2 separate regions of the Homo sapiens genome follow, and region 2 is linked to region 1. Evidence: read pairs that join two places in POLR2A ChIA-PET (ENCODE). Cell type or tissue: MCF 10A. All regions are shown on one strand. Links, peaks and the distances in the headings refer to the core of each region. The heading gives the core; the rest is flanking DNA. Region 1 holds the start of PLK3 (polo like kinase 3). Region 2 overlaps HECTD3 (HECT domain E3 ubiquitin protein ligase 3).

What was found. ChIA-PET counts read pairs that join two places held together with the same protein. Peaks named below come from ENCODE experiments on the same cell type or tissue, not always from the same donor. Only the 100,000 strongest peaks of a DNase experiment are listed, where the experiment ranks them.
Region 2: POLR2A ChIA-PET joins it to region 1 with 6 read pairs; 30 of 35 experiments call an interaction of 5 or more read pairs at or near these places.

The regions. Positions count from the first base shown.
Region 1 is chr1:44,798,173-44,803,534 of GRCh38, reverse strand. PLK3 (polo like kinase 3) reads right to left here and starts at 3,158. Exons shown (of 15, transcript NM_004073.4): 1 at 2,862-3,158; 2 at 2,588-2,695; 3 at 2,383-2,499; 4 at 1,784-1,913; 5 at 1,603-1,690; 6 at 680-775; 7 at 382-580; 8 at 144-267. The coding sequence starts at 3,071. RefSeq lists enhancers at 2,482-2,531, 3,302-3,691, 3,742-3,801, 3,486-4,154 and a silencer at 2,922-3,201. In MCF 10A, for the core only: a CTCF peak has its summit at 3,690; DNase peaks (open chromatin) are centred at 1,734, 3,274 and 3,614.
Region 2 is chr1:45,002,045-45,007,406 of GRCh38, reverse strand. It overlaps HECTD3 (HECT domain E3 ubiquitin protein ligase 3), which reads left to right. Exons shown (of 21, transcript NM_024602.6): 11 at 136-188; 12 at 392-456; 13 at 612-715; 14 at 1,291-1,410; 15 at 1,524-1,613; 16 at 2,601-2,807; 17 at 3,030-3,159; 18 at 3,273-3,347; 19 at 3,471-3,552; 20 at 3,667-3,738; 21 at 3,831-4,859. The coding sequence ends at 3,915. Among named protein-coding and RNA genes, the nearest start is that of HECTD3, 6.6 kb to the left of the region's middle. In MCF 10A, for the core only: no CTCF peak of the experiment used is centred there; no DNase peak of the experiment used is centred there.

The DNA.
Region 1 (5,362 bases), core at 222-5,221:
CACAGAGATTGGCCTCCCCAAGTGCCTGTACTGCACATGCTCTCCCCAGGAGTTTCCAGGCACCCACACTCACACACCCAAGACAAATGTGACAAGCCGCTCTACTGCTCTGCCCCCTCAACCCACTGACACCCCAGACTCACTCTTCTTCTTTCTGCCAAAGAGGCTCTTGGTAACTTTGGCAAACAGACTCCTAGCTGGGTTGGGGGGTGTCAGGTCTGGGACTGTCACGCAGCTGCTGATAGGGAGTCGATCGGGGGTGTAGCCCTAGGGAGGGGAACCATGTGAACAGAGAAGAGAGGCTCCAGGGGTCCTGTCACCTGCCCCCTTTCAATCCCTGGGAATACACAGATGGACTTAGAGGTCTGGGGAGCCACAGACCTTGGTAAAGAAGTCATGGCGCAGGATCTGGTCAATAGAGGGGCGGTCTCGGGGTGAGGCCCGAAGGATGGCGGCCAGGAGCTGCCGGGCAGGCAGTGAGAGGCTGGCAGGCAGCGTGTAGTGAACCTGCTTGATGCAGCGGTACGTCTCCTTCAGGTCAGCCGTCTCAAAGGGAGGGCTCCCGCAGAGCAGCGTGTACCTATAGGGCAGGGCCAAGGGGTCAGGAGTAAAGTGGAGGAGATGCTCCACCCACACACCCACCACCTGTCTGCTGCTGAACCTGGACCCTGCAACTCACATGACACAGCCCAGTGACCATACATCCGCCTCAGGGCCGTGGCCCTGTCTCAGCAGCACTTCTGGAGCCACATAGTTGGGGGTGCCACAGATGGTCCTGAAAGAGGGTGGGGAGGAGGAGAGAAGGCTGAGACCCAGCCCAGCAGCCCCCCGACTCCTTCCCCCACTGTTAGTCCAGACAAAGCAGCTGCCTGTCACCAAAGGCCAGAGAACTCCTGCTTGTCCTGGGACAATGGATGCCAGGGATGGCAGCTGAGTCCCCGCCCACCCGCCTGGCCCAGCTGCTCAGCTGCTCTTCATGACAGGGGGAGGGCCTGACCCCCAGCCCAGTCCTCTCCTCTAGGGTCAACACAGAGAGTCCACAGCTGATCCCTTCCCCCTTCCTGCACTCCTGTCTGTCAGACAGGCATCAGGCTGTCACCTCCCACGGTTTGTGCCACACACACACCAACACCAGCTGTCACAACCCCCATAAACACTCATCTGCCACATACGCTATCTGTGTCACACACACAAAGTATGATGGCCACAGCAGGGTCTTCTTACACCCACAATGTCATATCCCACCATTTCCACACTCTCAGTCTGTCTCTCACACACACATACACGCTGCCTGTCACCTTCCCCCATCCACACAAAGGGTAAGTCATGTGCCTCCAAGAATCTGTATACCCCCATCTGTCTCAGGGACTCAGAGTCACCTACCCTATCTGTGTCATACACCTATAGGATCCTCCCCCTCTCCACCGGTCTCGGTAACACAGGCTGCCACCTCCACCTTCACACATGCATGAACAGCCCATCATCCCTTCCCATTTATCTCATGCACACATCAGGCAGTCACCTTGCCTCCCACATACATATGCACTGTCTATCACGCATGTCATCTGTATCACACACAGGGCCCCTTTCCTCAAAACTCACTTCTTCCTCTGCTCCGGAGGCTCCAACCGGGCTGCCAGCCCAAAATCCCCCACCTTCAGTTCCATGTTCTCAGTGATGAAAAAATTTCCTAGATGGGGCAAGAGAGGTGTGTCAGATTCTTTCCTTCCTCCCTCCCTCCCTCCCTCCCCAACCTCCCATCCTCCAGGCTCAGGAGTCTCACCCAACTTGAGGTCCCGGTGCAAGATGCCGCGCTGGTGCAAGTACTTGAGGCCAGAAAGGATCTGCCGCAGGTAGTAGCGCACTTCTGGCTCCAACAGGGTGTGCCGGGCCTTCCAGATGTGGGCCAGGGACTGCAGAGAGCCACTGCCTCAGCCCCTGGTGAGCCCTCCCTCCCCCTCCCCCTCCATCTGTGCTCCCTGAGGAAGAAACAGGGCCCCAGCTTTGGGTCTTAAGACTGTCTTCTCGGCTGGGTGTAGTGGCTCACGCCTGTAATCCCAGCACTTTGGGAGGCCAAGGCAGGTGTATCACAAGGTCAGGAGTTTGAGACCAGCCTGACCAACAGGGTGAAACCCTGTCTCTACTAAAAATACAAAAATTAGCCGGGCGTGGTGGTGCATGCCTGTAATCCCAGCTACTCAGGAGGCTGAGGCAGGAGAATTGCTTGAACCCGGGAGGCAGAGATTGCAGTGAGCCGAGATCGCGCCACTGCACTCCAGCCTGGGCAACAGAGCAAGACTCCATCTCAAAAAAAAAAAAAAAAAAAAAAAAGACTGTCTTCTCTCCCTCACTCTCATCCCTGCGGGAATCACCATCTTTCACCTTTCGGCTGCAGAGCTCCAAGAAAATGTAGATGTTGTCAGCGTCCTCAAAGTGGTGCGAAAAACGCACGATGTGGCGGTGCTGCAGGTCTCGGTGCAGCTCAATCTCATTTAGGATCTGCGATGAGGGCGCGGAGTCGTCATCCTTCCATGGTTCCCATGCCACCGTCCCCACCCCACCCCTCGCCCGCTGAGCCTGGACCCACCTTCTCGCGCTGATGCGGCTTGGCGACGCGGCTCTGCGGGATGACTTTGACAGCGTAGGCGCTGCCAGTCTCTGTGTCAGTGGCCTCGTAGCAGCGGGCGAAGCCCCCCTGTGAAGAGGGGGCATCAGGCTGGTTGTTCCAGGGGGGCCGAGTCTGGCCCGCGGGCGTCCCCGCGTTGGGGGTCAAGTGCCCACGCCCTGCTCGGCGCCAGAAAAGAGGCCGGCCGGGACCCCCACCTCCACCATCACCACCCCGCGGACGTCCCTCGGCCCACCTTGCCCAACAAGCGGCCTTTGAGGTAGGTGCGGCCGCTGCGCGGGTCCGTGATGAGGCGCCCGGGGTCTGACGTCGGTAGCCCGGCCAGCATCTCCAGCTCAGGTCCGCGCAAGGCACTCGGAGGCGGCCCGGGCCCGGCCGGGGGAGCGGGCGCGGCGGCCGCACGCTGGAAGGGGCGCGGAGACAGGAAACCGGCGGCAGGCTCCATGCGGCCGGCGCGTCGCAGCGCGGTCCCGGCTTCTCGGTTCCGCCCGGCCCCGGCCGCGCGTGGCGCTGCCTGGATTTGCTACGCTGCGCTGGCGCCCAGGGGAGCCCAGCGTTTTATCAATGAACGCCTGCCCCCTCCCCGGCGTCTGGTCACCGAGAGTCCCGCCCCCTTCCTAGCAGCGAGTCGAGGAGAGGCCACTCCCATTCCCGGCCTTACATCACCCAGAAGCTCCTCCCCCACCCAACGCACTGCCAGACCCCGCCTCCTCGCCGCGCCCCGGGGCGCAGCCCGGCAGCTAGTCACCATGCAGGTGCAACCAGGCCGCAGGGGCCAGCTGATCCCTGTCCGCCTCTCACCCCTCCTTGGCCACTGCGAGTCCCGCTCGTGGGGGCCTCTTTCTTTCCCCATCCTTCGGGATGTGTGCTGAAGTCCGAGTGGGGCCCGGGCATCTGGGGGCGTCTCCCCAGCAACTAGATAGATCAGCGTTCCAGCCAGCAGCGGAGAGGCAGGGGCGGCGCTCGCTTTTGCCCGGGCATGTTACCCGACACTCCCCTTTCAGTGTGCCGGACCGCGTGTGTCCCTCGCCCTCGCCCGGGGCCCGGCCCAGTGCTGCCCTCTTTAGGGCCTGGAAGGAAGGCACAGTCTCGCGCCTGGCTTGCCTGGCCCGAGGGCTGCCTTGCCAGGTTTAGGAGTCAAGCAGAGTCTGGAATTTCAAGGCTTTTACCATGCTCCAGGCCACATCTTCCGCTACCCACTTCTACACTCTTGAGGGGCAAATTTCGGGTTCCTCCGGGGTCCGCAATTCCCTTCCTCTGAAAATACCCCCGGGCCTGGGTCAGCAGCCAGAGGCCAGAAAGTGAATGGGAATTGGATTTTCTTTTTTCTTTCTTTCTTTCTTTTTTTTTTTTTTGAGACAGAGTTTCGCTCTTGTTGCCTAGGCTGGAGTGCAATGGCGCGATCTTGGCTCATCGCAAACTCTGCCTCCCAGGTTCAAGCGATTCTCCTGCCTCAGCCTCCCGAGCAGCTGGGATTACAGGCATGCGCCATCACACCCGGCTAATTTTGTATTTTTTTTTTTTTAAGTAGAGACGGGGTTTCTCCATGTTGGTCAGACTGGTCTGGAACTCCCAACCTCAGGTGATCTACCCGCTTCGGCGTCCCAAAGTGCTGGGATTACAGGCGTGAGCCACCTTGCCTGGCTGGGAATTGCATTTTCTCAAATGCTAGACACGGGCACTTGGGCAGCTAGTCTCTGGACCACGTGGACCCCTAGACCCCTGCGCAATGCCCACCCTTCCCAGGGCCAGAGACAGAGGCCCAGGACCACAGGCCTCCTGGCCTTGTCTCTCACCTCTCTGCCCTCCCTCTGTGCCAGCCAATCAATTACCATGCCATTCCTCAAAGATTTATTGAGAGCATCTGCTAAGTGCTGGACACTATCTCGAATAAAACTAATCAAGCTTGCAGCCCTCATTTAGTTTACATTCTGCTTGATGGAAACAGACAATAGGCAAGCAGATAAACAAGGTAATTGCAGGCTGTGAAAAGTGCTATGAAGGAAGAATAAACAGAAGAGCAAATGAAGAGCCTACTTTAGAAAGAGTAGCCAGGAAAGTCAACAAATATTTGCTGAGTACCCAATTTGTGCCAATTTTACCTCCCAAATAGCTCTGATATCTATCCCCTTGGCTCCATCTTCCCCTCACACCCTGGCCTGGGCCACAGTCTCTCTTGTCAGGATGATTGCCACAGCTCCTTGCTGCTCTCCTGGCCTTTGGTCTCATGCCCATTTCATCCCCTCCATATGCTATTAGAGGGATCCCACCCAATCCCTCATCAGACTCACGAGGGCAAACTTCTCCAACCTTGTCCTTCATGACCACTGAAGGGAGACCCACGATAGCCTCAGATGTGGAGAAATACTAGTAGCCAAAATTACTGAGGGGGAGTTGGGGATAGGGATGGGCAGGAAGACCCTAAGTGCCTGCTCAAGAGTCTGGTCTTTATCCTTATAGGTCAGCAGTCTTCCAGAGGGGAGATGGTGGTGGGGCTAGAAAGGACAAATCCCCAGGGTAAATGGATCTGAGGCATTTAGAGAGTCAAAAAGGCATATTCAATTTTGCACCGTTATTTATTTTGTTTTGTTTTGTTTTGTTTGTTTTTTGAGACAGAGTCTTGCTCTGTTACCCAGGCTGGAGTGCAGTGATGCGATCCTGGCTCACTGCAACCTCTGCCTCCCCGGTTCAAGCGATTCTCCTGCCTTAGCCTCCAGAGTAGCCAGGATTACAGGC
Region 2 (5,362 bases), core at 261-5,260, 200 kb before region 1:
ACCACCTAGGGTCCGACTGAGATAGGATCAGTCAAGGGCCAAGGGGGCTAGGCCAAGAGGGACCTGAACAAGTTCTTGGGGCAAGTATAGGGCCAGGTCTTGCTTTCCTATGACTCCTTTCCTCCTTGCCTCCAGGTATATGAAGGCCTCAAGCCCTCTGACAAATATGAAAAGCCCCTGGACTACAGGTATGGCATGAGAGTGAGGGACTTACTCGGGACACCTGTTTGTGCACACAAACACACACAAACACACACACACACACACACACACACACACAACTGCTCGAGGCACCCCTCGCCATGACTGCTTTTCCCAGGTGGTCTCTGAGCTGATGAATTGTGCTGCACCTGGCCCCACATAATGACAAATCTGCCCACGTTTTTTGCAGGTGGCCCATGCGCTATGACCAGTGGTGGGAGTGTAAATTTATTGCAGAAGGCATCATTGACCAAGGTGAGGCCCTGAGGGAGGATCTCAAGGGTCCTGCTTGCTGCCCTATCAAAGTGGTAGAGGCTTTTCACCAGCTAATGATGATGGGGGACCTATTCATTACCCCATTATGGGAGCTGGGCTCTTGAGTGCCCAGCTGAGGGCATCTGTCATTTCAGGGGGTGGTTTCCGGGACAGCCTGGCAGATATGTCAGAAGAGCTGTGCCCTAGCTCAGCGGATACCCCCGTGCCCCTGCCCTTCTTTGTACGCACAGCCAACCAGGTAATCTCCGTTTCCATCTCTGCAAACCTCCCAGGTGCCAGATTGAGCTAGAAAGGGGGCAGAGGAGGGGGCCAGATTGAGCTAGAAAGGGGGCAGGCACAGTGGCTCACGCCTGTAATCCCAGCACTTTGGGAAGCCGAGGCGGGCAGATCACGAGGTCAGGAGTTCAAGACCAGCCTGGCCAATGAAGTGAAGCCCCATCTCTATAAAAATAAAAAATTAGCCGGGCGTGGTGGCACGCGCCTGTAGTCCCAGCTACATGGGAGGCTGAAGCAGGCGACTCGCTTGAACCCAGGAGACGGAGGTTGCAGTGAGCCGAGATCACGCCACTGCACTCCAGCCTGGGTGACACAGTGAGACTCTGTCTCAAAAAAAAAAAAAAATAGAAATAGGGCAGAGGAGGGACTGAGTTGCTCAGGGCAACCTCTGGGCAGACAGGGAGAGGAGGAGCCACTGTGCATTTGAAGGGATCATTTAGTGGAAAATGTTCCCAGTGGAAAATGTTCAGGGAAGTCTTTGGGCCAGGAAAATAGGGTGTATCTCATGCCACACTCACAGCTCTGTCTCTGGGGCAGGGCAATGGCACTGGTGAGGCTCGGGACATGTATGTACCCAACCCCTCCTGCCGAGACTTTGCCAAGTATGAATGGATCGGACAGCTGATGGGGGCTGCCCTTCGGGGTAAGGAGTTCCTGGTGAGTAGCCTTATCCACACCCCCGTCCGATCAGCCCTGGCCCTTGGAAGGAAAGGCCAGCCAAACCTGGGCAGCTCAGGGTGAGAAGACAGTGGGGAGTGTTTGTCACACAGGTCCTGGCCCTGCCTGGTTTTGTGTGGAAGCAGCTTTCTGGTGAGGAGGTGAGCTGGAGCAAGGACTTCCCAGCTGTGGACTCTGTGCTGGTGAGTAGGACCTGGAACCAGTGTTTCCTCTGCCCAGCCCCTAAAGGTTGGTCCTCCCTAAGGCTGTTCTGTACCTTGTTCTTTCACCACACACAAGATCCCTCTCCAATCCATCCACTCCCATGGCTTCAACTACTGTCTGTAGACTCGTGACCCCTAAAATCCTGACCTCTAGCCCCAGCCTCTCCTAAGCCTGGGGCCATATATGTATCTGTACCCTCGACGTTTGCCCCAAGATGGCATCTCAGGCTCAGTGTGTTCTTTATCTTCTCCGAAGACTACTCCCCTCTAGGGCTCCTGCCTCAGAAGGGCACCATGTCCCACTCCTCCCCATCCCAAAGCCCACAGGGCCATCCTTCACCCCTTCTTCTCCCTCGCCACCATATTCTTAAGTCTTCCTCTGTAATCTGTTTGCTTTTCCTGTCTCACTACTGTCTCCCTGCCTGGTTGAGGACACCTTTCCTCCTTAGCTAATCACTTACTAAAAAGCTGGTGTCCCTGTCTCCGTTCTTACCCGTTTGGTCTCCATGCAGCCACAGTAATTCATTTCACTCTCCTTATTTAAACTCATTGATGGCTCGGCCCTGGGCTTAGGATAGAATGCAGAATCTGTAAAGGCCTTACGTGAACCCTGTGTCTCCAGCCACTTGGTTCACATTCAGGCTCCAGCCACACAGTTTCCTTAGGCCTTTTGCTCTTTCCAGCTTTCTCCAAGATGTTCTCTCTCCTAACTTCCCTTATGTCCCAGCCATCATTTGGGTCTCAGCTGAGACACCATTTTCCACAGGATGCCTCCTCTGGCCTCCAAGGCTGGTTAGGTGTTGTCTTGATGCTTTTACAGCTCTTGTACTGACACCCTCATTCCCTGCTGCCTCCATGGGGACTGCCTTGCCTGGCTGTCTCTGCTTCCCTGTGAGCATCTTGTGGAAAGACAGGGACTATCTCCACAGTGAAAAGGTTACCTCCCTGCCTCTCTCCAACCCCTAGGTGAAGCTCCTGGAAGTGATGGAAGGAATGGACAAGGAGACGTTTGAGTTCAAGTTTGGGAAGGAACTAACATTCACCACTGTACTGAGTGACCAACAGGTGGTGGAGCTGATCCCTGGGGGTGCAGGCATCGTCGTGGGATATGGGGACCGTTCTCGTTTCATCCAACTGGTCCAGAAGGCACGGCTAGAGGAGAGCAAGGAGCAGGTAGTACCCAGAGGCTAGTAGAGCAGAGAGCTTTGGCCCCTCCTGAGCCCCAGCTCCTGGGACCCAGAACACAGCCTGTAAGCCACCAGTACTCCAAGAACTCTGGCCCCCACCATTCCTCAGTGCCACCTTTCTGCTGCTAAAAGGCCACAGTGATGCCCCCCAGTGTGAGGCGGGAGGTGTGCCCTCTTCCCCAGCCAAGCCTTTTTACCCACTCCCCAGGTGGCAGCTATGCAGGCAGGTCTGCTGAAGGTGGTACCACAGGCTGTGCTGGACTTGCTGACCTGGCAAGAGTTGGAGAAGAAAGTGTGTGGGGATCCAGAGGTCACTGTGGATGCTCTGCGCAAGCTCAGTGAGTTCCCCAAGGCAGGGCAGGGCAGGGCAGCACAGCACAGCACAGGGGTTGGGGCTCAAGGACTGGGCAAGATGAGACCCAAGAATGAATGCTGGCCTTGTCTCCACCAGCCCGGTTTGAGGACTTCGAGCCATCTGACTCGCGGGTGCAGTATTTCTGGGAGGCACTGAACAACTTCACCAACGGTCAGTGGAGGAGGGCAGGGTGACACCTGGGTTTGGACTCTGCTGCTGAGTTGCAGAGGCAGGGTAGAAGTTGTAGACCCTCCCTCACCATCCATGCAGGCACTGATTTCCTTCTCCCTCCAGAGGACCGGAGCCGCTTCCTGCGCTTTGTCACGGGCCGCAGTCGCCTGCCAGCACGGATCTACATCTACCCAGACAAGCTGGGGTGAGTGCTGGAGGGAGGCCTGAAGGTGCCATGGCCGCCTTCTGTCCTCCCTCCCCACACACGTACATGTGCCCCAACACATCTTCCTGACCTATGGTCCCTCAATGCCCCCAGCTACGAGACCACAGACGCGCTGCCCGAGTCTTCCACTTGCTCCAGCACCCTCTTCCTGCCACACTATGCCAGGTGGGTTTTTTCCTAGGCTCGATTTGGGGCCCAGGGGACCCCATCACCCCTGGTAGCGATGTAGGGACCTGACCAAGTCCCCATTCCCACAGTGCCAAGGTATGCGAGGAGAAGCTCCGCTATGCGGCCTACAACTGCGTGGCCATCGACACTGACATGAGCCCTTGGGAGGAGTGAGGCGTGCCGCCGGCTGTGGGACCAGCAAGACTGCACGTGTCCCTCTTGGCCTTGCCCAGGGCGAAGACACCTTCCCTGCCCTGGTTTGGCTGACGTGCTCAGCAAAACCCCATGTGCCCTGCTCCTGTGTGCAGTTGGGGTAGGGGCAGCTGGCATGGTCAGGTAACACTAGTGGCCCAGCCCCGCAGACCCACAAGCCCTACCCGTGCTGGGGCTTGCTTCCCGAGGTATTTCACCTCTTAAGAGGGAATCTTCCACAAGCCCAGCACAAGCTGCCAGGCCTGAGCTACTTGAAGGGGGCCATCTAGGTCCCCAACCCATGGACTTTGCCTCCATTTTCAGCTCCGCCTTTTTTCTCCTATTTTCTCTCTGGCTTTCTTCAGCCATGACTCACAACTAAAAACATAAAACACTGGAGGTTAGTGGAGGCCCCTCCCCAAGCAGGGAGCCTGGGATGGGCAGGGAGTGATAGCCAAACTCCTTGGTCACCTGCTCCAAGAAGGAAGCAGTAGCTGAGCACCTGCCCTCACATTCTGCTCTTTTCCCCTCTCCCTCCATACCAGAGATGTGGTGAGCTCTGTTCTTCTACCAACCCAGTCTCAACACACAAAGTGCCACCACCTTCCCTGACTCAGAACCCACATCCACTCAATGTGAACTCTACTACCACGACCTCCCCATATTCCTCACTTCTCCATCACCTCCAGCCTGACTCCCTGTCTGCCCTTTCACCCCCAAGATTTTGCACAGGTTAAGGCCAGTTATGGCCTTTTTGAAATCTGTAATAGCTCCCCTTTCCCCAACTCTAAAGCCTAGACCTTAAACCTGTTCCTAGAGCTATGCACACCCCTGCCCCAGTTTACCGTTCCTCCCTCAGGGCCTCCGTGACACTCCATGAAAAGAAGTTCTTGCATACCGGAAAGTTGAATAAATGGATGAATTCATTCCTTCAGAATGTGTTTATTGGGCCCTGGGCTTAGGCACAGGGTCACAAGGAGAAATTGACTTTAGTGTCCTACTCGGAGCCAAGAAGATGGATGTGAAATGCAAGTAGAGGTTTCTCAGTGACAGACTTTGCACAGTTACATATCTGGGGCTGAGCAGAGACGTAAGGGCCCCACTGCGCAGAAAAGGGAAAACAAGCAAACAGGCTGGCCTGGCATTTTCTGGCATGGATATGGTGATTTGGAGGATGGGAGTCCACTTCTGGAGCCAAGTGGGCAGAAGAATTTGACATCATAGAAGACAGAGACGGGAGGGCTGACAAACCAGCCAGGTCAGGGTTGTTGACAGAAGTGGAGGAAGTAGTGTCTTTATTACCCTGCCCCCAACCCGTTGCAGTCCTTTTTGGGTGTTTGTTTGTTTGTTTGTTTGTTTGGGTCTCTGTTGCTTAGGCTGGCGTGTAGTGGTGCAGTCACGGCTTACTCCAGCCTGGGCCTCCTGGGCT